2 separate regions of the Homo sapiens genome follow, and region 1 is linked to region 2. A link is an interaction called in ENCODE POLR2A ChIA-PET data of the cell type or tissue named here. Cell type or tissue: A673. All regions are shown on one strand. Each heading gives the region's core, and the rest is flanking DNA. Links, peaks and the distances in the headings are about the cores only. Region 1 overlaps MYO5B (myosin VB). Region 2 holds the start of LOC105372115 (a long non-coding RNA gene).

Region 1 (10,200 bases), core at 864-8,863, 210 kb before region 2:
TTTTTAAAATAAATTACCTAGTCTCGGGTATTCTGTTGCAGCAACACAAAATGGACTAAGACAGTGTACTTTGTTACACTTTGCCTTTTTGAAGATGTGGATCTCGTTTGGGACTACATGGCCTAAGGAAAACCAAAAGCAGGGGTTCTGCCTACATTTGGGACAGAATTTTAAGAAGCACCAGGATGCACGTGGGGCTGGGTGTGGTAGTGGTGGCAGTGGCAAAAGAACACAAGCAGGATCAGACCACCTGCCGTTCTTTCTGCACATGGACTCGATCCTTCTCTGATCTTGGTGGGTTTTCTGTTGCTGGGGCAGGGAGAGTTGCAGGGCAGTGCTAGGCAGAAAGGACCCTCTATATTAGGGCCCCTTATATCCAAATGATGTTCTGACTCACCATAAATGGGACAGATAACCTCATGGAAGGCAGTAGAACACAGTGGTCAGAAGCTGGGCCCTGAAGCCAGGCAGCTTTGGGAAAGTCACATAAGCCTGTGTTATTGTTAAATGAGCTAACATGTAGTGCTGAGAAGTGATTTGGCACAAAAGCACTCCATAACCAGTAGTTGTCCAACTAGAGGGTTCAAAATACATAAGCTCAGAACAAATGAAGGGGAAAATACATGCCAAGGTGCTTTATTCTTTAAATGTATATATTGTATCCTGAATATTCTGGTTTCCATGTTTTCCTATCTCAAAATATAGAGTGGACTGGGTGCTGTGACTCATGCCTATAATCCCAGCACTTTGGGAGGCTGAGGTGGGAGGATCACTTGAGGCCAGGAGTTCAAGACCAGCATGAGCAACATGGTGAGACCCTATCTCTACACACACACACACACACACAGAAAAAAATATATATATATATATTATTTTTAAGTTAGCTGGGCATGGTGTCGCATGCCTGTTCCCAGCTACTTGGGAGGCTGAGGTGGGAGGATTGCTTGAGCCTAGGAGATTGAGGCTGTAGTGAGCCATGATTGCACCACCACACACACTCCAGCCTGGGTGACAGAATGAGACCCTGTCTCAAAAAAATAAAAAATATAGAGTAGTCATTTAAATGAGCAAAAACAGTTATAAATAATGCCAGTTAATACAAACAAGAAATATAAGGAAAACAACACATTGTTCCCAGTGATCAATAATGTAGAGCCTACCAAGCATGTGAACAGAGGCTCAACCCTCCAATGAAAGTCAACTTTAAAACATGTGTAAAACATTTAGTATGAATAAGAATTTAAAAAAAAAAAAAGAGAGAGAGAGAGAAAGAACAATGACCCGAACTTAGAGTGGCGAAGAAACAGACTGGTTCTCTTGTGGTGGCTATTGGCCATATCAATGAAGACTATAAATGTGCATGCCAGCAATTCCAGCTTTAGGAATTTATTCTGAGAAAATAAATGAGGTTACAAGAACAATCTTTCACAGTATCAAAAGATTAACAATTTATTAGTATGTTCAAAAAAGCTAGAAGATAGGATCTTGAATGTTTCTAATGCAAAGAAATGATAAATGTTTGAGGTGGTGGATAACCTAATTGCCCGATTTAATCATTATACATTGTATACGTGTATTAAAAAAATCACTTGAACCCCATAAATTTGTGCAATTATTACTGTCAACAAAAAACAAAAGGAAAATAATTGGAACCAACCTAAATGCTCATCAGCATGGGAATGGTTAAACACATTACAGTATATGGCATCAGATCTTGGCAATTTAAAAAATGTATATTTTTAAGAAAAAATTACAGTACATCCATATGCTGCCTTGTGCAGCCATTAAAAATGGCAAAATTGCCTTTGTAGGCTACAGGAAAAGATAGCCATAGATTAAGATTTAGAGTAATAGACATGGCATGATCCCATTTGTTTTGAGTACATATTGTGCATAAGTCTAAAGCAGCACTGCCCAAGAGAAACAGAATGCAAACTACAACTGTGAGCCACCTGTGGTACTTTAAATTTTCTAATAACCACATTTAAAAGGTGAATTGAACAGAATATTTTAGCCAATATATAAATAACAATCACTTCAACACATAACCAATATAAGAAGTATGAAGGATATTTCGCATACATTTTTCTAAGTCTTGGAAACCCAGTGTGTACAGTACTGCACGCTTCCAGCTCATCCCAAGCTGGGCCAGCCTCATCGCAAGTGCTCAGCAGCCACATGCAGTTACCCTGTTGGACAACGGAGGTCCAGAGAACATGCCTAAGTGGTCAAGAGCAGCTGTTTCTGGGAATGAGACTACAGAGCTTTTGTCTTTCCTGCATTGTATGGATTGTTTCAATAATCATTTGTATTCACAGAGGGAAAACAGAAGCATTGTGAAAAATGCTTTTTAATTTTCCTTTAAAGCTATAATAAGAGACCAGAAAGCACAGGTTAAACTTAAAACTTCTTTCAGACTGCTCTTGCTCCTTCCCCAGGGGTGGTGGGGAGTACCATATCTTGTCTACCGCTCTCATAGTTCATGTTTGTAGCAATCCTACTTCCTCTTTCACCAAGTCTCCTTGTGATCAAGACCCCTTCAGGACAGCAGGGAAGGGTTAGGGGAAAAAACATGCTAGCCACATAATGCTGACTGCCACCCAGCATGGTGACTGGAGGGAGAAGCAAACTAATGAACAGTTGCCAACACTATGTTAGACAAGCACTTCACATGGATTAGGATTATAAGCCTCCAGTAACCTTCCCATGGTGCAGGTACCACCCCAATTCTTCAGATAAAGAAATCAAGGCTTAGAAAGTATCTGTTCCAATGTGTCGGAGCTGAGAGCGCCACAATATCCAGGGTGTCCACCTCAAGATCATAGTCACAAAGGCCTTGGAAATGCCCATACCAAGCTCCTGATCTTACCCTTATTAACACCATGCTATCAGACAACTGCATTTCTTCATTAAAGAAAAGCAAATCCCAGGCATCATTTGCAAGAACCCCAGATCCTGACATTTCTCCTCTAAGCTCTTTCGTAAATCTCCAAATGTAAATAAATGCTTTCACTTAGACAAACCATTTTCATCCCAAACCCAACATGTCAAAAATCAAGAATTATCCCTGCTCCAACCTGACTTCTGTCCACACTCAAGGTGGATATTTCAAGTTCATAGTTGACTCTTCTACTTCCCTTGCCCTTAATAAAACATTTATTGAGTTCTAGTCTCTGTAATTTCTACATAACTACAAAAAGTAGTAATGAGTACACCTAGCAACCAGATCTTCATTTCTAAATTCCATTCTTCAATAAAAGGAAACTGACAGGCATCAGCTTAACCAAGGGATCAAAGTGATCCGTCAGTAACAGGACACATTGATATCACTGTCTCCTGAGGTGATGCAGTGAGAAAGGCACAGCATTTATGATGTGTTCTTGCCCAAAAGTCACAACCTCCATGTAAGCATAAGACAGTCTGACAAACCCAAAATCATTCTACAAAATTATTGAGAAATGCTTTTTTTGGGGGGGTGGGCGGTGGGCAGACAGGGTCTCACTCTGTCACCCAGCCTGGAGTGCAGTGGCACAATCACAGCTCACTGCTACCTCAACTCCCAGGCTCAAGCAATCCTCCCACCTCGGCCTCCAGAGTAGCTAGGACCACAGGTGCATGCCATCACACCCAGCTAATTTTTTCTATTTTTTGTAGAGATGAGGTCTCGCTATGTTGTCCAGGCTAGTCTCGAACTCCTGGGTTTAAGGGATCCTCCCATCTTGGCCTCCCAAAGTGCTAGGATTACAGGTGTGAGTGACTGTGCCTGGCTTGACCAATGTTCTTCAAGTGTCAAGGTCATGAAAGACAAAAAACTGAGCAACTGTCACTAGAGGGGGGCAGGGAGCTACAACCCTAAAGGCAATGTGGAACCCTAAACAGGATCCTGGCCCAGAAAAAGAACATTAGTGAAAAAGGTGGTAAAATTCCGGTGAGCTTTATAGACCAGTTAGTAGTATTACAGAAATGTTAACCTCCTGGTTTCAATAATTGCACTATGGTTATATGACATGTTAACACTGGAGCAATCTGGAAAAATATAGAAACTGCACTATTTTTGCAATGTTTCTGTAAGTGTATATTTCAAAATAGTTAAAAATAGTGCTATAATTATCCCCATATACATCTAGCTCATACCTGTCCCTATGCTTAAACTCACTCTCCCCTGTCTCCTCCTGAGAGAACATCCTTCTTTACAGCCTCCTCATGCATTTCAAATCCTATTCATTCTTTAGGCCCCAGTCATGTCCCACTACACCTTAAAGGAAGCCTTTCCCGCAATACTGTAGCCCACCAGACCAACACTTCTACAAAATGCCTGTAACTTGTAGAGGAGTATGTGCACTCCTCTAATGACACACAGATAATCCTGTATTGTTAGTGTACTTTGTGTATTTAGCTTTTATCACCAAACACACTGAAGGCTCCTAAAAACATCTGGTATGGCCTCTGTTCTCCAGAATCTCAGCCTACTTAGATAAAGCATCACATAAAAACTATCAACAAGGCTGAGGTGGGTAGATCATGAGGTCAAGAGATTGAGACCATCCTGGCCAACATGGTAAAACCCCGTCTCTACTAAAAATACAAAAAGTAGCCGGGAGTGGTGGCACACACCTGTAGTCCCAGATACTCAGGAGGCTGAGGCCGCAGAATCACTCGAACCCAGGAGGCAGAGGTTGCAGTGAGCTGAGATCGTTCCACTGCACTCTAGACTGGTGACACAGTGAGACTCTGTCATAAAAAAAAAAAAAAAAAAAAAAAAAAAAAAAACACACACACCTATCAACAAAGGAGGGCAGGGCAAGAGCCTGCTCAATGATTACAGGTTACAGGCCATTGGAATATGCCACATCCACAAGTCACAAGTACAAACTTCAAAATTCTGATGATCGCCAACATGGTGAAGCAGGATCCACTGGGCTTATAGGCCCATCTGAAAACGGGGAGCAGAGGATCAACGGAATTGGAACTAGGGATGAGAGAAGAAAAAAACCACATGCAAGACAGAGAATGAGCCTCAGAAGGAAAGTGACAGCATGACACACAACCTCCATGCTTCTTTTCAGCCTTTCCTGGGACCATAGAGGGGCCAAAGCCCTTGAGATTCTCAACATCCACTAAGCTAAGCCACCATGAGTTATGGTTAACTTGGGCTCCTAGAATCTGATCCTGAGACAAGGATTCCTGCTCAAGAGACTTGTAAGGCAGTGTTTTCCGGAAAAGACTGGTAGGGGAGTAGAGAAGGTGGACAAGAGAGGGAAGGAAGTCAAGCTAACATGTGATACTAAGGAAAGTCCCAAGCATGGTAACTTTAGTTCAACTGTACAAAGAAACTGAAAACAGTATGGGTCATACTTTAGAGCTGTTCCATTCTCAAGGTGACAAGATAGGAAACTAATGTCATTACAGTGCCATTGGTTAAGGACTGTTCCCTTTTGCAGAGTGTCAATTCCCAGGCTCCCTATGCACACAGGCAAAACAGCTTCAGGAGCTTTGACAAAGAGATGGGTGCTGGCTATTGGGAGTGAGCTAACACCAAGGCAGTATGCAGGGAAGGGAGTAAGGGGGAAACAATAGGAGCACTAACAGCATCTGCTGACACTTTTCAAGTCCTCATGTCTTTAACACTGTCACCACTTTTTGGAAAAAAGAACATCACTCAGAGCCACCAGCAAAAGAAGGAATCATCAGCCCCTCCAGCAGGGGTGACTGGGTACAGAGGAAACAGGTGGCTCTTGCTGCCTTCAGACTGACACTTGGGAGAAACTTACATTACCTGAGGTATAGGTAAGGGACTGTTAAAGGACACCTGCCCAAAAGCACAGAAGATCTATTTTTCAAATGATTGGTCCCAAATCGCGCCCTTAGTAAAGGCTCCTGGGTGCAAAGCTGCCATACATATGGTGTGTCTGCCAGTAAAGTAACCTCCCAGCAGCACTCAAAAACCCACTGCTCAGACACTACCTATCAATTAGAAGCCAAGCAGGAAAAAAGGTTATTTGAAGGCACTGGTTTCAAGGCACCAGTTTCAATTTGATGATTTCTCATTCACTCTGCTGGCTAGAATCAAAGTAGCATATTGAAAATCCAGGTATTTGAAATAGCAGTATTTAAATTTTTTGTTCCAAGTAACTCTTCTATAGATAAGAGTTGTATTATTCAGCCTGAGAAGGAGAGGTTACATTTTATGCTTTAAAATCAGACTACTATCTGCAATCATCATGATGAAATGGTATTCACCATGCTTGCACATGTGTGGGCTTCTTTCTGGATCTATGCAAAGCAAAGCCCACATTGTCTTTTCCAATGGGTTGGAAGCCAAGCACTCACACTGACCACATGCATGCCACTGTGACAACAGAGACCATCATCAGCTCCACCTTTGGAGCTGATGTGAGAGTGAATGAGACTGACTCACTTTGACATCACCCTGAAAGTGTCTGGCACTGACTGGTGCTCTTTCTCCATCCAGAAAAACCTCACTACAAAGAAAACAATTTCTCAAAGGTGAGGTGTTGGGTCTTCTGAGAACAGGAGTGTCTCTGTTCAAAGAGAAGTGCCCTTTGGCCCCCGACCTACCAAAAAAAAATCACATAACATATAAACTGCCACTTGAAGGGAACAGATCAAGAAGAGCAAGAACACATTTAATTGGATGGAGGGAAAAAGAAACTATTTTCTTAGATAACTAGAAATACACTAATTTCTTACTGAACAGTATTTAATACAAGCTAATATATATTTAAATGTTTCATATTCCAATAATAACATCTTCTAACTATCACAAAAGCAACAGGTATAATCAAAGGGCTTTAAATTTTCCATTCCCAAAAATGTATAAATGCTGTTAGCATAATGGGTAATTATTTCCATCATACATAATACATTGATGTGTGTGTCTGGCTCCAGTGTTCATCACATTAGGAAAGCCCACTAGCAAGTTAAAAATAAAAGGGAACATTGGCTATTTTGATAATACACTAAAATGAATAATCTCTAAGAAACAAAGTGAATCTGAGTAGCAGGCACGACTTCCCTGTGTAACTTATGATTCACATGCATACTGAGAAGCCAGCTTGGCAAGTGGGGAGACCATGGTTAGGCAACTACACAACTGCTTCTCATAGTAAAGCACAAGTGTGTTAATTGCCAGGAAGAATAACAACTGCTCAAAACATAAATCTAGAAGATACTGTCTTGGGTCCCAGAAAATCTCCTTAATTTCATAATCAAGACCCTAAATGATTAAGAACTGGAAACCCATTAACAGAGCAAGGTGCAGCCCAGCAGCCCTTAGGGAAGAACTCTAATATTTGTTTGGGATTAATTATGCCAACCCCTCACACCAATGAAGCTACTTTTTAAGTGTCTTATATCCAAGACCTTTCTCTGGTGACACCAGTTTTGTACATCTCCATAACCTGAGAAAAAGTACACTGAAACCCAAGTTCAGACTCCCACTACTTCATCATTCCTAAGAATTAACATGCAATGTATTCATTTCTAACTAAAAATCAAATTGAGTGTTTTCTCCTACAAGTATTGTCTTTAAAAGCAATCCGATATTAATTCTTGTTCTTCAAAACTAGGGCTCCGAAGATTAAGGGTTTATTCAATTGTCCATTAGCCTCATATGAGCACTATTTCAAGGTCATGGAAAATGCATATCATGGAAAAAAATTCACATGGATTTCAGAGTTTTCTGCACCAAAACAAACCCATAGTTTTATACTTGTTATAACAAGTATGAATGGGATCTAGAACAGGGTCTAGTTTGAGGCACTAAGAAAGTTAAGTCATCAGTTTGAAAAGAAGCCCCTATCAGGGCAACATGAATTCTACTAAAATTGAAGCAAGACCAAACATCAAATTTATGACGAAGTGTGGAGAGAAGAATTGTGAAATCATGACTTTATGAAAAGTTTATGGGGACAATCAGTTTTTAAGTGGATAATTCATTTGAAGAAGGGACGAAGCGATGTCAAAGATGAAGCCTGTACCAGCAGACCATCCACACCCATTTGAGAGAAAAAAAAAAAAAATGTAGCTTGTTTGTGCCCTAATTGAAGAGGGCTGACAATGGTAGAAACAATAGCCAACACCACAGACATCTCAATTGGTTCAGCTTACATGATTCTGACCGAAAACAAAGTTGAGCAAAGTTCGCACTTGATGGATACCAAAACTGCTGCACCCAGATCAACTGCAGACAACAGCAGAGCTTTCGATGGAAATTCTAAACAAGTGAGATCAAGACCCTGAAGCATTTCTTTGAATTGTAACGGGATGAAATGTGGCTCTCCCAGTACAATCCTGAAGACAAAGCCCAATCAAAGCAAAGACTGCCAAGAGGTGGAAGAGGTCCAGTCACAGCAAAGATGGACTGGTTCAGAGCAGAGATCACAGCAACATTTTGGGGGAATGCTCAAGCCATTTTGCTTGTTGTCTTTCTAGAAGGCCAAATGATGAAGACATCTGCTTATTATGAGTGTCTTTAGGAAGCCAAAGCTTTAGCAGAAAAACACCCAGGAAACTTCACCAGAAAGTCCTTTTCTGCCACAACAATGCTCCTTCTCATTCCTCTCAAAGAAGAGCAATTTTGCAAGAGTTTCTGTGGAAAACTATTAGGCGTCCACCTCACAGTCCTGATTTGGCTCCTTCTGACTTTGTGTCCTAATCTTGAACTAAATGACCTGCATCTTTTCCAGTTAATAATGTAAAAGAGACTGCATTGACATGGTTAAATTCCCAGGACCCTCAGTTCTTTAGGGACGAACTAAGTGGCTGGTATAACTTAAAAAAGTGTCTTGAACTTGATGGAAACTGTGTTGAGAAATAAAGTTTATATTTTTAATCTTTTAACTCCATTTTTCCCCCACAAACTTTCCCCCTCATATAATACAGCAATTCAATATTGCCTGACAAAGGACTTTGACACATTGTAGGTATATTCAGTTGAGTCACTCCTTTTACTTAGGAGCACAAGTTGTATCTCCATGCACTTTAATGTAACAAAGCTTCGGCTCTTTGAGCACTCCAGTTCAGATTTTTCCCCTGCCTCACTGGCTTCCAGCCTCCAGTCCCAGCTCCTGAAAACCTAACCGGCTTCAGTGAAAGAACTGAAAGCTGAGCTTTTAGGGATCCTCCCAATACCTCCACAGCTAAGAGGGGTGGGGTGCCGTTCCAGGGCCAGGACTGTCACAGAGTTCACGCCCTGGCTCCCACCTCCTCCCCTCCTCCCCCAGAGGCCGTCGCCCATCCCTGATCGCTGCACAGGTGGCCCCTGGTGGGCTCGGAAGCTGTATTTGAGGCTGCTGCGGCCCCACCCCCAGCCAGGTGACAGCCTCCGCGGCCACCTTCCTGAGCATGAACTCATCCCGGCCCTGCTCCCCTCCAGGAGGAATGGGAGAGTTGAATAATTCCTCAAACTTAGAAGGGTGGCCAGCCCACGGAGCCGAAGGGCTCCCACATGGGCTAGACAGCCGCGTGTGATCGCCAGGTAAGGACGCGGAAGTGACTGTTCCTACCCAGCCCAGACCTGTTGGCCCGGGCGGGTGTCCCGGGAATCGCATACCCACGCAACGCGCGTGGACACCACACGCACACACAACTCTGCATGGAGGCGTGTGCATAGGCACTGTTAAACGTGTTTTGGCCACCCAAGAAGACGAACAGGAAAACCAGGCATTGGACTATCCAAAACTTGTTTTCTTAAAGGTGCATAGGGCACATGTGAAGAAAAGGCCTTTGCCCCTCTCACTACTGACTCCAGGTTGAAACTCGAGGGGTCCCGGGCGGCTGCAGCGCTGCCGCGAGCTCCCCTGGAAGCGGTGGCTTGTCCCTAACTTTAACCACAGCAACTGCTGCGGAACGCGGGCGTCTCCGCCCGGGCTGCACCTGTTCCCGATTCGGAGCACCCAGCCTCACACATCCCTTCTGACCTTGAAGGCATCCTGAAACTCACACCCTGCTCCCGGTTCGACTTTACTCCAACCCCCTCCCCGCAGTCACTGAAGCCCTCTTTGTACCAAAGAGGCCGCGTCAAAACATCCATCCCCAGCAAATTCACAATGCTCTTCCCTGGGGTCTCCGGAGATAACGGCGCACCCCTCTACCCATTGCTTACCCTCACTCCATCCAGCCGCCGCGCCCTCACGCCAGGTTGTCTCCTCCCTCTCCACCAAGTCCAGAACCCCCACC
Region 2 (16,001 bases), core at 1,062-9,061:
TCCGCCCACCTCGGCCTCCCAAAGTGCTGGGATTACAGGCGTGAGCCACCGCGCCCGGCCAACTTATATATTTTCAAGATTCACCTCCTCTCACCAAATATTTAACTACCTGCTGAATACGCCTCTGTACTAGGCACATAATGGAACTAAAAAATGCTCATGTCCAGTTTTTGTGTTGAGTGAACAATGCTGCAGACCCTAATAAGATTGGGTACAGATCGGCATGCGCCTGTAGTCCCAGCTACTCAGGAGAATTGCTTGAACCTAGGAGGTGGAGGTTGCAGTGAGCCGAGATCGTGCCACTGCACTCCAGTCTGGGCAACAGAGCGAGACTCCATCTCAGAAAAAAAGAAAAAAAGACTGGGTACAGATGTGATATTGGAAGAAAAAGATCAAGCTGATGAGGTTAGGATACCCAGGCCCTTTGGACTTAAAGATCACTAGTGTCTAAATTCCATCGATGGCATTTCAGTCTATAGGTAAACTTCCTGGAAGCTGGATTTGGAGACAGTTTATCATCTGATTATTGGGCTTTCGTATAGGTCCTTAGGGAGCAGCTTACCTGAAATGCATTTAGTGTACACCAGTCTGTAAACTTCAACCTGTAATGAAAGTGTAATAAATGTACATTGAGTTGATGTGATAATGTGATATAATAAGAAATATATATTTGATCTTCCTATCTAGTTCCTTGTTCAGAGCTCCTAAAACCCTTGTAATTTCCAAAGTGATGGAGTACATCTTTTGTTCTAGTATTTGGTCTTTGACCCCAGTTCCTGACACAAAGCTCCTAAATTCCTTTAAATTTCCCAGTGATAGGAGAATTTTTTGTTCTAATGAGGTCACTCTTGATGGGCACCTGGATAACTCAGGATGGGGGCTGCTCACAAAGACCACATCATGATTGGAAGTTTCAAACTTTCAGTCTCCCACCTCCAGAGAGGGGAGAGGGGCTGGAGATTTGTGTCAATAATCCATCAGGCCTATGTCAACAAGACATAATCCGTTAACTATGGAGTTCAGGGAGCTTCAGGGTTGGCAAACATTTTGATGTGCCAGGAAGGTGACGCACTCCAGCTTTATGAAGTCAGCAAGTCCTGTGCTCAGGATGCTTCTGGACCTTGCCCCAGGTACCCCTTCATGTGGCTGTTGTTCATCTGTATCCTTTGTAGTAGCCTTAAAATAAACTGTTAAACACAAGTAAAGCATTTCCCTGAGTTCTGTATTGCCGTATCAAATTATCAAACCTGAGGAGGGGGTTGTGGGAACCCCCATGTGTAGCCATGTTGGACAGAAGTATGGGCAACCTGGGGACCTGCTAGTTGTGACTGGTGTTTGAAGTTGGGGATGGTTTTATGGGACTGAGCCCTTAAATCTGTGGGGTCTGCATCAACTCTAGGTATTTAGTGTCAGAATTCAATTAAATATAGGATACTCTGTTGGTGTCTAGAGAATTGGAAAATTGGTTGGGATGGGGAAAAAAACTCCACACATTTGGTGTCAGAAATATTATGTGAATGTAGTATAGAAGAAAACAGGCTTTTCCCTTGTTGGTGAAAAACATGATAAAATAATGTGTGGGTAGGTTGATAATAGTCAAGAAAAATGGGTAATGGGATTGTAAGAACTTAGCCATGTTTCTCTCAGGCACCTGGGGAGACTGGTCTGTCTATGTCTGTGCCATCTGCTTGGCAGGCTTGTCCCTGTAGCAGAGAAAAAATGTGTCTCACCAAGCCTGTGGCCTGGTTAACACCATCACTGTGATGAACACACAGACGCTGCATATTTACTGTTATCCTTTTGTTTTCCTTAATTTAAATACAGGCATGTTTAATTTTTCATGCCTCAACTTAAGTGAAAATAATGGCATTATTCTTTATTTTAAGTATTGTTTGATTTTTGATATGGTTTGGCTGTGCCCCTACCCAAATCTCACCTTGAATTGTAATAATCCCTATGTGTCAAGGGCAGGGCCAGGTGGAGATAATTGAATCACGGGGGTGGTTTTCCCCATGCTGTTCTCATGGTGTAATTAATGAGTCTCACGCGATCTGATAGTTTTATAAATGGGACTTCCCCTGCACAAGCTCTCTTGCCTGCTGCCATGTAAGACATGACTTGGCTCCTCATTTGCCTTCCGCCATGATTGTGAGGTCTCCCCAGCCATGAGGAACTGTGAGTCCATTAAACCTCTTTCCTTTATAAATTACCTATTCTTGGGTATGTCTTTATTAGCAGTGTGAGAACAGACTAATACAATTTTTCTTTTTCTCTTCTTCTCCTCCTTTTCCTCCTTCTCTTTCTTCTCCTCCTCCTTCTCTTCCTTTTCCTTCTCCCTCTCCTCTTCCTCCTTCTTCCCCTTCTCCTCCTCCTCCTCCTTCTTCTTCTTCGTCTTTGTCTTCTTCTTTGTCTTTATCTTCTTCTTCTTGCCAGAATCTCACTCTGATGTCCAGGCTGGAGTACAGTGGTGTGATATTGGTTCACTGCCTCCACCTCCCAGGTTGAAGCCATCCTCTCACATCAGCCTCCCAAACAGGTGCATGCCACCATGCCTGGCTTTTTTTTTTATTTTGTATTTTTTGTAGAGACAGAGTCTTGCTATGTTGCCCAGGCTAGTCTTGAACTCCCGGGCTAAAGCAATCACCCTCGGCCTCCCAAAGTGTCGGGATTATAGGCGTGAGCCACTGCACCCAGCCCATAGATGGTTTTAATAAGGATTCTGTGGTTATAAGAGTGTGAGATGTGCTTAGTTAAGTAAAGATAAGCAGATTTTATTATTTCATGACTTCTGAAGTCCTTCATCTTACCCATTTATTTTCTAAATCTCCAACAGAGACAGGCTGTGTAGTGGAGCACACATTCTACTTGTGGAGAGTTACTTCCATTACCTCTTTCGTTATTTCTGAGGAATACGTATTCATATCTCTGGGCATACTAATGCTCCATGAAATATGTTTTGGAAACATAAAGCAATCTGTTTTGCTTTATGACGTAAAGCAACCTGACATAAAGCAATCTGTTTTGAAACCCCACTCGTTTTTATTAATGAAATGTCATTACACAATCTTATTAGTAAATATATGTATGTAAAAGACATTTATTGAGGCAGTGTAATGGACTTTGGGGTGAGAAGGCTAACCAGAGTTCAAATCCTGGTTATGCTACTGACACGCAGTACAAGCTTCAGTTAGTTAATCTCTTAGAACCACAGTCTTCTTATCTTCTGTAACAAGATAATCACGGCAGTCACCTGGTTGCCCTTGCTGACTCCACTTGGGGGTAGGAGGTGAGAGAAGTACTGGTGAAACTTGAGAGTGCAATTAAAGGGAGATGGATATCCTAAAAACCAGCCCAATTGAGGCAGGAAAATAGGGTCTGGAGGCAAGGAACATAAGGCTGATTCACACTTCAGCTATGACAGGAAATATCCTCTCCATAGGGCGTAGGCCAAGTAAATGATTTTATCACTTCATCCTCTTCATTTACATAGGGCATACCCCAAGTAGAGGGTATGTAAACTCCCCAGAATTCTGTTACGGGGCCTTTGAGTCCCTATGCTCAGACCTGCTCCCACACTGTGGAGTGTACTTTCATTTTCAATAAAACTATTCCTTCCTTGCTTTGTGCATTTTGTCCAATTCTTTGTTCAAGATGCCAAGAACCTGGACACCCTCCACCATTAACACGATGCCTCTTCAGCCATCAAGCTTGATACAGTGCCCAGTGACAGTGACACTACAGTGTGATACAGAGGAGAGGAGAGAGGGGAGCTAGTACAAGGACAGTCTGGGCCGGGCGGGGTGGCTCACGCCTGTAATCCCAGCACTTTGGGAGGCCAAGGTGGGCGGATCACCTGAGGTTGGGAGTTCGAGACCAGCCTGACCAACATGGAGAAACCCCGTCTCTACTAAAAAAAAATACAAAAAATTAGCCGGGCGTGGTGGCGCATGCCTGTAATCCCAGCTACTCGGGAGGCTGAGGCAGGAGAATCACTTGAACCTGGGAGGCAGAGGTTGCAATGAGCAGAGATTGCACCATTGCACTCCAGCCTGGGAGACAAGAACGAAACTCTGCCTCAAAAGAAAAAAAAAAAAAAAAAAGGACAGTCTGCATCCCTTTGGCAGGGCAAGTTCCTGCCAGATGTCTGAACAGCACATGGACTTCTCTGCTTAAAGCGCCTTGCTATGGATCCTGTGGACTGGTTTAAACATACTGCCAACCTCCTCCAGGAAGACTGCCTGTTGGGCAAGGGTCCCCTGGGTGTAAGCTGATATGGAAGGGATAAGACGGGGTTTCTTGCCTCAGGGGCTGTGCAAGGGAGGCCGCTGCTTAGAGGGAAGGAGAGGGCTCAAACCTGCTGTTGAGGTAGAGATTTCCTGAAAGAAAAGATGGTAGCAATCACTTCATGAATAGTCACTATGTTCCCAGAAGGTCTGAGTCCTAAGGACCTTCCTCTGGAGCCTCAGTAAATTTACTTAATCTAAATGGGTCCAGGTGCTGGGGTAATTACCCTTATCTTGTCTCCTGCTAAATTAGAGGTTTGGGGAGTTCCTTCACACCCCCAATAAACTTGTTTGTGGAGGCCAGGGGAGTTTCTTCAGACCCACAGTAAAACTTATTTAATCCTAAATGTGTCCTATTAAGAATTGCTTCGTTATTTTGTCATGCTTTAAGGCCCAGGAAAGGCCAAGGCAAAACTCTTGGTGGGCTTTTGTTACATCCCAGCCTTTGTATAAGAGCACTAGCTTTTAATATTCAACTTAACCACTCAGTACTGAAACAGTTATTATGGAGGCCTGCATTAGTGAGACCTGGCCTGCCACAACTTAGGGAGAAAAGATTTTTTTGTCTTTCTACATTTTGATTATGATGTATTTGGATGTTGATGGTCTTGTATTTGTCCTACTTGGAGTTCTCTGAGCTTCTTGATACACGAATTTATGGTTTTTAATTAAATTTTGGAAGTTTTCAGCTATTTCTTTTAATTTGTGTGTGTGTGCGCGTGCTCCTTTTCAGAGGAGGTGCCAGTTGGGCTTCCTGGGTCGACTTGGGGCTCAGAAAGCTGTGAAACTCACTCATTTCCTGCATCAGGACTTACTTTGGTCCTGGATGAATAATACTGAAGATATATGCTTAAAATATTCCTAATATCAGAATTTGTGCCTGTGTTTTCTTCCCCAAGAAAGCTATAAACAGCGAAAATTTTGATGTAAGCTTCCCTGTGTCCTCTCTCCCTCTCTCCCTTCCCCCTCCCCTGAAACTAAAAGGAATGTTAAAAGCCTGTTTTTCTGTGACCCACAGAGGCAGACCGTATCTATGCTCCCAATTCCAATTCCTTTTAAACACAATTTGTAAACTCCCGTGAGATCCTGTCTCTTTTGCCATGTCGCTGCAAGGTCATAAAGTAGATAAAACTTAAGTTACAATTCCAGTTTTCCTCAAGATCTGAGACGTGTTGTCTTTGTTTCTCGCTCTGGTAACATCTTCCTGCGGCACGTATTTCCCGCCTGAAGAGTTTAAAAGGTGATCGAAAAATCTAACACTGGCTACCCGCTTGGGACCCCTTCCACGCTGTGGAAGCTTTATACTGTCACTGCTCAATAAAGCCTACAGCTTTTTTTTTTCTCTCGGTCCGATCCGTGTCTCTCTCTTGCCGCAGGCTGCCACCACACCAATTCTTTGGCGTGGCTAAGGCAAGAACCTTTTGGTGTTACACTTTCTTTCCACTCCTGTACTTGCATTACAAATATGTTGGTGCACTTAATGGTGCCCCACTTTTCTCTGAAGCTCTGCTCATTTGTCTTTATTTTCCCTCCTATTATTTCTGTTCTTTCTCTGTATTCTTCAAATATATGATCTCTATTGATCTATCTTCAAGTTTGCCGATTCTTTCTTTGGTTCCTGTTTTTGTGCTTTTAAATTCCAGAATTTTCATTTGGTTCTTTCTTACAATTTCTATCTTTGTATTGATATTCTATATTTGATGAGACATTGTCATTAGGCTTCCTTTAAACATGGTTCCCTTTAGATCTTTGAACACATGTATAACAGCTGCAGTGATTTGGCTGAGCTAGTTCAATGATTTGACTATCTTCTTTCCTGATCTTCCCATTGAGCTTCTAGCAGGTCTGCCTCTGTTGGTATCTCACATGGCTGTTAGCCTCCATTAATTGCTAGGTGATTGGTCTGTTGTTCTTGACAGTGCCCTGGGGCTTAAATTGCTCTACAGTCTGATTCAGTTGCAGTCAAGCCCCTTCGCAGGGGCAGGGTATTGCTAGTCTTTGAGACTTGCTTCCACCCCCTGTGGACTGAACCTCTGTAGTATGGAGTAGGAGCTGGGGGAAAAGGAGGAACAGTTTTTCACCAGCTGCCCCATCCAGATCCTGTCTATGGAGCAGGAGCCATGGATGCGGGGTAGGGAGTAGCATCAGGAACTGGTATCATCAGCCACCTATTTCTCTGCTGTGATTTGCAAGGAACTAGTTTTTCAGTCTCCCTTACCAAATGGCTTCTGACTGGGTTTAGCCAATAGGAAGTGCTAGTGGAAGATTGGCATGTTGGAGAGGGGGAGAAGCCAGAAATTTCATCCTGTCTCGCTTTGCTTTGGGTTGGTATCCTTGGCAGGCTGTGTCTCCTGTGTGGCACTGACTACTCCAACCAGCCCTCTTTTTGTGGTTCCATTTCCCACTGGGCAATGGGAAACCATGCAGTGTAATTCTCCACTCTGTAGGTTGAAACTATAGTAGCTTTATCTGGATGGCCTGGCAAATAGCCTCTAGTGATACCACTTTCTCCCATAATCCCTTCTGTCTTAGTGTTCCCAGACCACACTGAGGGCCGGGCTCCTATTTCTCGTGGCCCAATAACGAGATGCAGATGGACTGGGGAGGAAGGGAGTTTTTATTTCTGCAACCACTTACAGGGAGAAGGCCTAGAAATTATCACCAGACAAACTCAAAATTACGAAGTTTTCCAGAGCTTATATACCTTCTAAGCTATATGTCTATATGTAAGTGTGCATTCATCTAAAGACCTAAGTGATTAACTTCTTTTAATCTATACCTAAGGTCTGAGTCTTGAAGACCTTCCTCTGGAGCCTCAGTAAATTTGCTTAATCTAAATGGGTCCAGGTGCTGGGGTAATTACCCTTATCTTGTCTCCTGCTAAATCTTGGCGGTTTGGGGAGTTTCTTCAGACCCCCAATAAACTCGTTTGTGGAGGCCTGGGGAGTTTCTTTAGACTCACAATAAAACCTGTTTAATCATGCTTTAAGGTACAGGAAAAGCCTGGGCAAAACTCTTGGTGGGCTTTTGTTACATTCTAGCCTTGTTTTGGGGTACCGGCTCTTTCAGCTTTTAATATTTAATGTAGCCACTCAGTCAGTGCTGAAATAGTTGTTATGGAGGCCTGCGTTAGTGAGACCCGGCCTGCCACATTAGTATAGTAGTAGTGTCTTGCTGTACCCTCTTAGTCACTTCACTATGTGATACCTTACCTTGTTTTAATATGAACAGACTCTCCCTTAGCTGAGAAAGCCAGACAGACTCCATTTGGCTCCTTCATTTGCAAGACATCAAGGGCTCCTTACCCACCCCCTTCCTCAAGGACTCGTGCAAGCTGACTCCCAGCACATCAAAGAGTGCAATTAGCCAATAAGGTACTGTGGCAAGCTATGTCCACAGTTCCCAGAAATTCGCCCAAGTGATAGTACCCTAAGCCCCCGCGTTTGTGTCTGGTAGATAGCAGCCAAAGCCCTCGCACCTATCACCTTGTGATGGATTTAAAGCCCCTGCACCTGGAACTGTTTGTTTTCCTGTAACCATTTGTCTTTTTAACTTTTTTTGCCTGTTTTACTTCTGTAAGATTGCTACAGCTAGGCTTCCCCTCCCCTCTCTAAACCAAAGTATAAAAGAAAATCTAGCCCCTTCGGGGCCGAGAGAATTTTGAGGGCTAGCCATCTCTCGGTCGCCAGCTAATAAAGGACTCCTGAATTAATCTCAAAGTGTAGCGTTTCTCCATAACTCGCTTGGTTACAACATTTGGAGGCCCCAACGAGATATTCACCTCTGGGTGAGAGCTGGACTCATTCCAGGCTCCCCCGGACAGACGGCGGACTTATAGGGGAGGTGCCACCTGAAGACATTCCAGGGCCCCATAAGACCCCGTCTTCCGGAGGGGAATGGATCGACCACCAGTGTGTGCCCACAAAAATTCAACTCCTGATCCTCAGTTTCTGGTCCCGGGAAGGTAAGTCAGATCTGACTCTGTTTCTCTGGGAGGGAAGCGGCCCTGACAAGGGCCCTCCCTTGACTCTGCCTGCGTTGCAGGATGCTGAAGGACAGAGTCCCGGTTTCTGGCAGCCCGGCCTCTCTGTTAAGATTAGTCTCTCTCTCCCTCCCTCTTTCTTTATCTCTTCTGCTTCTCTCGTTCAGGTCTCCCGGAGACCTCTGTTATAGAACGGGAATAAGAAAACTGTTGTAAACTGTGTGAATGAGTGCGTGAATGTGGAGTTCAAGGGCTTGCGCTTGAATTTCCAGTTTGTACCTCCAGGGCGAAAGCTACGGAGTTCGAGTGGGCCCTCACCTGCAGTTCCGTGGTGACCTCATAAGGCTTAAGGCAGCATCGGGCATAGCTCGATCCGAGCCGGGGGTTTATACCGCCTGCCAATGCTAAGAGGAGCCTAAGTCCCCTCGGGAACAGCCAGGCGGGCATCTGACTGATTCCATCATGGGACCCCCTCCCCTTGTCTGTCTATAAAAATTGTCATAATTGTTTATATACCCCAGTGTCTATTGTCCTGTTTAGTGTCTACGGTCCTGTCTTGTGTCTAACTTTCGTATGTCAGGTCGTCGATATTGCCCAAGACAACTGGGCAAGGACTTCAAAGTCCTGAGTGCAGATTTCTAACACAGGAGGTCTCAGGTGTGTCTCTTCGGGTTGCCGGGCCCAGGAGCCAGGCGCTCCTCCTTGGCAGGGGCTCCCAGACCCGAAGGCGAGGAGTGGGAGGGGACCCCCTTCCCCAGAGACCCCTGCAGGCTCCCGGCTCCTGCGCCTTCAGGCGTCAAAGCCCCCGACTTCCCCGAGCACCAGCGTATCTGCACCTGGCTTAGAACGCAGAGGCCCGGCCTGCTGTGGTGACCTTGGCCCCGGGCCAGACTTCTGAGCTGGGCTTGCAGTGCCTGACAGGGCCTGGAGGCGGGGCGGGGTACCGCGGAGTCATCCTGGCAACCCCGTGCTGCTCAGCAGGGCTCCTCCCAGCCTGAAAAGATCTGAGTGGCCCCTTTCCTCCTCATCCCCATCCCTTACCCCGCACATCCCGTTTTCCTGTGCCACAGCAAGTCCAGCGCCTCCAAGACTTGGCTCCGCTCTCCCTCCTAAAATCCTTAAAAGAAAGGGCAAAGTTTGAACTTTTTGCCTTCAAGTCGTGGAGACGCCAAAAATATTTAGACTATAAGTCAGAGAGGAGAGGGGGATCACGTAGGTCCCACTAGCCTCGCACCCATCTCTTGTCCTCTCCCTAAATCTTGGAGCTTAAGGAAACAGACCTTATGTGGCAAGAAGCGCTGGCTATAGCTGTTTTCCTACTTCTTTTGGTTATGATGCTTCTATTCTTCCGATACTCCAGCCCCTCCAGGTCATGAATTTCTCTGTCCATGCTGGGTTTAATATCTCTGCTCAAACTTTGTTAAACTGCCTCCAGAATGGGAAACTCTTCTTCCCAGTCTCATAAAGATTGGAGCCCTCTCCAATGTATGTTACAAAATTTCTCTCTAGGCTTCTCCGAGGATTATGGGGTCCGCCTTAAAAAAGGCAAACTCTGGACACTCTGTGGAGTAGAATGGCCAAAGTTTGGAGCCGGGTCACTGAACCTCGCAATTGTTCAGGCTGTGTGGCGGGTTGTTGCTGGAACTCCTGGTCACCCTGATCAGTTTCCCTACATTGATCAATGGCTGAGTTTGGTCCGGAGCTCTCATCCATGGCTCCACTCATGCGCCATTCCTAATCCTACCTCCAAGGTCATTTTGAGCCAGACCTCACTTTCGCCTCGACCCTCAGCCGGCTCGGCTCCTCCTGTATTGCCTCCTTCTGAAGAAGAGGAAAGTCTCCCTCACCCAGTTCTGCCGCCTTATAACCCTCCTGCTCCCTTAGAATCTTCCCTTGTCTCCTCGACTACATCCCCTGTGGGCTCTCTGCCTATTGCCTCCTGATTGAGGCCACAGCAGGAGGAGGTAGCCCCCCTCCTCCTGCTGAGAGAGGCACAAGTCCCTGCGGGTGATGAGTGCTCAGCTCCATTCTTGGTTTATGTCCCCTTTTCTACTTCTGACCTGTGCAACGGAAGGCTCATAATCCCTCCTTTTCTGAAAAGCCCCAGGTCTTGACCTCACTGATGGAGTCGGTGCTCTGGACCCATCAGCCCACCTGGGATGACTGTCAACAACTCCTTTTAACCCTCTTCACCTCTGAAGAGAGGGATCGTATCCGAAGAGAAGCCAGAAAGTATTTCCTTACATTAGCCGGTAGACCGGAGGGGGAAGCCCAAAACCTCCTTGAGGAGGTTTTTCCCTCTACCCGGCCTGATTGAGATCTGAACTCCTCAGGTGGGAAGAGAGCTTTGGATAATTTTCACCGTTATCTCCTTGCGGGTATCAAGGGAGCCGCTCGAAAACCATGAATCTGTCTAGGACAACTGAAGTTGTCCAGGGGCCTGGTGAGTAACCTGGAGCATTTTTAGAATGCCTCCAGGAGGCCTATCGGACTTACACCCCTTTTGACCCAGCGGCTCCCGAGAAGAGCCGTGTTATTAATTTGGCATTTGTGGCTCAGGCGCCTCTGATATTAGAAAAAAATTACAAAAACTGGAAGGATTTGCTGGAATGAACATTAGCCAGCTTTTAGAAGTAGCCCAGAGAATTTTTGACAGTCAAGAGTTCGAGAAACAAAAACAGGCAGCTGAAAAGGCTGCTGATGAAACATCCAAAAGACAACCGAAAATCTTAGTGGTCGCCATCCGGGAAGCCAGAAAGGAGGGGCCCCCATCACAGAACACTAGCCAGGGGACCCCGGTTCCACAACAGAAAGGCCAGAAAAGTGAGTAGGCTTCCCTACAGAAAAACCAATGCACTTATTGCAAGCAGATAGGACACTGGAAAAAAGAATGCCCATTTAAACCAGAGGGAAAAATAATGCCCATTAAAGCCAGAGGAGAAACCAGAAAAGAAAAAGGTCTGAAGGGGGCCAGCCCCTCCACACCTGTGGGTGTTTCTCATCAGGTGGGTCAAAAGAGTGAGAAAAGAAGACACAGAGACAAAGTATAGAGAAAGAACTGTGGGCCCAGGGGACCAGCGCTTAGCATACAGAGGACCTGCGCCGGCCCTGGTCTCTGAGTTCCATCAGTATTTATTGATCACTATCTCTACCATCTCGGAGAGGGGGATGTGGCAGGACTATAGGGTAATGGTGGGGAGAGGGTCAGCAGGAAAACATGTGAGCAAAGATCTCTGTGTCATAAATAAGTTTGAGGAAAGGTGCTGTGCCTTGATGAGGACGTAGGCCAGATTTATGTTTGACTTTACACAAACATCTCGGTGCATTAAAGAGCAGTATTGCCGCCAGCATGTTTCACCTCCAGCCATAAGACAGTTTTTTCCTATCTCAGTAAATAGAACGTATGATTTTGTTTTACACTGAGACATTCCATTCCCAGGGACGAGCAGGAGACGGATGCCTTCCTCTTAATTGCAAAGAGGGCTTCTTCCTCTTTCACTAATCCTCCTCAGCACAGACCCTTTACGGGTGTTGTGCTGGGGGACGGTCAGGTCTTTCCCTTCCCACGAGGCCATATCTCAGGCTGTCACATGGGGAGAAAGCTTGGACAATACATGGCTTTCCTGGGCAGAGGTCCCTGTGGCCTTCTGCAATGCATTGTGTCCCTGGGTACTCGAGATTAGAGAATGGCAATGACTTACCAAGCATACTGCCTTCAAACACATTTTCAACAAAGCACATCCTGCACAGCCCTAAATCCATTAAACCTTGAGTCAACATAGCACATGTCTCTGCAAGCACAGGGTTGGGGCTAGGGTTACAGATTAACAGCATCTCAAGGCAGAAGAATTTCTCTTAGTACAGAACAAAATGGAGTTTCTTATGTCTACTTCTTTCTACATAGAGTAACAGTCTGATCTCTCTCTATTTTCCCCACAAAGGTCCTCAATCTCCCCGCAGCAGAGGAATCTGATGATTAAAAGGGCCGGGGCTCCCTCTCTCTTGGCCCCCGGAAGCCCATGGAGACCGTCACAGCGGAGGGCCATGGTGATGCCCAGGCATCTATTTGTCTAAAAGACTGGACCCAGTGGCCTCCAGGTGGACAAGTTGTCTGTGGGCCATAGCAGCCACAGCAAGCCTGATTCAGGAGACTGATAAACTGACTCTAAGTCAAAATTTAACTCTTACGGCTCCTCGTGCCATAGAGACTTTGCTGCAAAGTGCTTCTGGCAAATGGATGTCAAATGCTCGCATCCTGCAGTATCAGAGTTTTACTGTTAGATTGGCCTCGTTTAACTTTCTCTCCCACAAGGTGTTTAAATCCAGCTACTTTGCTCCCTGATCCAGACTTCACCACACCTGTCCATGACTGCCAGGAACTGTGAGAGACTACAGAAACTGTCCGACCTGATCTCCAAGATGTGCCTTTAAAGGAGGTGGATGCTACCGTGTTTACAGACAGTAGCAGCCTCCTTAAACAAGGAGTACGAAAGGCTGGTGCGGCTGTTACTATGGAGACGGATAAACTGCAGACTCAGGCATTGCCAGCAGGTACCTCAGCACAAAAAGCTGAATTGGTTGCTCTCATTCAGGCCCTCCGACGGGTAAGGACAAATGTATTAACATTTACACTGACAGCAGGTATGCTTTTTGCTACTGTGCGTGTACATGGAGCCATCTACCAAGTGCGTGGGCTACTCACCTCAGCAGGAAAGGCTATCAAAAACTAAGAAGAAATTTTGGCCCTGCTTGAAGCTGTTTGCCTACCTCAACAGGTGGCTGTAATTCACTGCAAAGGACATCAAAAAGAAGACACGGCCGTTGCCCATGGTAACCAAAGAGCAGACTCTGCAGCCTGGGGGCCAGCTCAACTGCCAGTCGCGCCTCCGACCCTGCTGCCTGCAGTGTCCTTTCCGCAACCTGACTTGTCAGATCACCCAGAATATTCCCCAGAGGAGGAAAAACAGGCTTCGGATCTTCAGGCCAGTAAAAATCAGGAAGGAGGAGTAAAACTGGCCCAGCTTCTAAGGAGCCGTTTCAAGATCCCCAACCTTCAGGACTTAGTTAACCAAGCAGCTCTCTGGTGTACGGCTTGTGCCCAGGTAAACACTAAGCAAGGTCCTAAACCCAGCTCAGGCGACCGCCTCCAGGGAGACTCACCAGGAGAAAGGTGGGAAATTACAGAAATAAAACCACACTGGGCAGGGTACAAATACCTTCAGGTACTAGTAGACACCTTTTCTGGATAGACTGAGGCATTTGCCACCAAAAACGAGACTGCCACCACGGTAGTTAAGTTTTCACTCAATGAAATCATCCCTCAACATGGGCTGCCTGCTGCCATGGGGTCTGATAATAGATCGGCCTTCACCTCGTCCATAGCTCAGTCAGTCAGTAAGGCATTAAACATTCAATGGAAGCTCAGTTGTGCCTATCGACCCCAGAGCTCTGGATGGGTAGAACACATGAATCACACCCTAAAAAATACTCTTACAAAATTGATCTTAGAGACCGGTAAAAATTAGGTAAGACTCCTTCCTTTAACCCTTCTTAAAGTAAGATGCATTCCTTACCGGGCTGGGTTTTCACCTTTTGAAATCACATATAGGAGGGCTCCGCCTATCTTGCCTAAGCTAAAGGATACCCGTTTAGCAGAAATCTCACAAGCTAATTTATTACAGTACCTACAGTCTCTCCAACAGGTACGAGATATCATCCGCCACTTGTCTGGGGAGCTCATCCCAGTCCAGTTCCTGACCAGACGGGGCCCTGCCACTCGTTCCCACCGGGTGACCTGGTGTTAAAAAGTTCCAGGTTAAAGTTTAAAAAAAAAAAAAAAGTTCCAGAAAGAAGGACTCACTCCTGCTTAGAAAGGACCTCATACTGTCATCCTCACCATGCCGACAGCTCTGGAAGTGGCCAGCATTCCTGCTTAGATTCATCACTCACATCAAAAAGGCCAACAGAGCCCAACAAGAAACATAGGTCCCCAAGCATAGGCCAGGCCCCTTAAAACTGTGCCTAAGTCGAGTGAAGCCTTTAGATTAATTCTTTTTATTTATCTCTCTTGTTTATTTCCACCTGTTATGCCCTCCGTGCCTTCCTATTCTTCTCACTTCTTTCACGACAGGACGTGTATTTGCAAACACTACTTGGAAGGCAAGAACCTCCAAGAAAGTCTCTTTTGCAGTCGATTTATGTGCTTTGTTCCCAGAGCCTGCCCATAACCTTGAAGAACAATGCAACCTGCCGCATAGAAGCGGGGAACATCAACCTTGCTACAGGGTTCGGACACACAGGAAGCCGGACTGGATGTAAAAACTCTAAAAGTGAAAAAAAAAGGACTCCAGAGCATTGACTTTTACCTCTGTCCTAAAAATCACCCTGACTCTAGTTGTCACGATTCTTACCAATTTTTCTGCCCTCACTGGTTTTGTGTGACCCTAGCCACTTACCCTAGAGGATCACCTGGTCCTCAACCCTCTCCATAACTCACACTTCCCATCCTAGACTGTGTACTATGAAAAATTGTAACCCTCTTACTATAACTGTCTGTAACCCTGGTTCAGCTCAATGGTATTGTGACCTGTCATAGAGATTAAGGCTTTATATCTCGAGATTTAATGTTAAAACTATGTTCACCATCCAAAAAATCTAGATAAACGCCAGCAAAAATAGGAAAATAGCACCCCTTGGTACCAAAGTATGTTTAACTAGAATCCATGGCTGACTACTTTAATCACTAGGCTAGCTAGCCCCCTTCTCCTCCTACTGTTAGGCTTAGTCTTCAGGCTGTGTATATTAAATTGGTTTCTTAACTTTATAAAGCAACGCATAGCTTCTGTCAAGCTTATATATCTTAAAACCCAATATAACACCCTTGTTATAACTGAGGAATCAATGATTTGATTCCCCAAAAACACAAGTGGGGAATGTATTACCTTACCTTGTTTTAATATGAATAGACCCTCCCTTAGCTGAGAAAGCTGGACGGACTCCATTTGGCTCCTTCATTTGCAAGACATCAAGGGCTCCTTACCCACCCCCTTCCTCAAGGACTTAACTTGTACAAGCTGACTCCCAGCACATCAAAGAGTGCAATTAACCAATAAGGTACTGTGGCAAGTTATGTCCACAGTTCCCAGAAATTCACCCAGGTGATAGTACCCTAAGCCCCCGCGTTTGTGTCTGGTAGATAGCACCCAAAGCCCTCGCACCTATTACCTTGTGATGGATTTAAAGCCCCTGCACCTGGAACTGTTTGTTTTCCTGTAACCATTTGTCTTTTCAACTTTTTTTGCCTGTTTTACTTCTGTAAGATTGCTACAGCTAGGCTTCCCCTCCCCCCTCTAAACCAAAGTATAAAAGAAAATCTAGCCCCTTCTTCGGGGCTGAGAGAATTTTGAGGGCTGGCCGTCTCTCAGTCGCCAGCTAATAAAAGACTCCTAAATTAATCTCAAAGTGTAGCGTTTCTCTATAACTCGCTTGGTTACAACAACTATCCTTTGGCTTCTTTGCTCTTCCATCACCTGTGTATCTAATTTACAGTTTTAAATTCCAACACCCCTCCCCGCCATTGAAATACCTAGAGTGGTTTCTGTTTTCCTGACTAGAACCTGATTCCCACTAGCCAAATTAGGAGCAATTTAAACTTAAACATAAAATAATACCAATTGACTCAAACACATATAAAAATATTTGCATTCCTTATGATTCCCCCCAAAAAGAGAAAGCCC

What was found. ChIA-PET counts read pairs that join two places held together with the same protein. Peaks named below come from ENCODE experiments on the same cell type or tissue, not always from the same donor. Only the 100,000 strongest peaks of a DNase experiment are listed, where the experiment ranks them.
Region 1: POLR2A ChIA-PET joins it to region 2 with 29 read pairs; 3 of 35 experiments call an interaction of 5 or more read pairs at or near these places.

The regions. Positions count from the first base shown.
Region 1 is chr18:50,184,048-50,194,247 of GRCh38, forward strand. The region is part of intron 1 of MYO5B (myosin VB); the gene reads right to left. Among named protein-coding and RNA genes, the nearest start is that of MYO5B, 6.0 kb to the right of the region's middle. In A673, for the core only: no CTCF peak of the experiment used is centred there; no DNase peak of the experiment used is centred there; H3K27me3 peaks cover 6,081 bases.
Region 2 is chr18:50,392,969-50,408,969 of GRCh38, forward strand. It overlaps SKA1 (spindle and kinetochore associated complex subunit 1), which reads left to right. Exons shown (of 7, transcript NM_145060.4): 7 at 1-1,200. It overlaps LOC105372115 (a long non-coding RNA gene), which reads left to right and starts at 7,935. Exons shown (of 2, transcript XR_007066368.1): 1 at 7,935-8,247; 2 at 12,207-15,719. RefSeq lists enhancers at 5,053-5,752, 7,359-7,876. In A673, for the core only: no CTCF peak of the experiment used is centred there; a DNase peak (open chromatin) is centred at 4,243.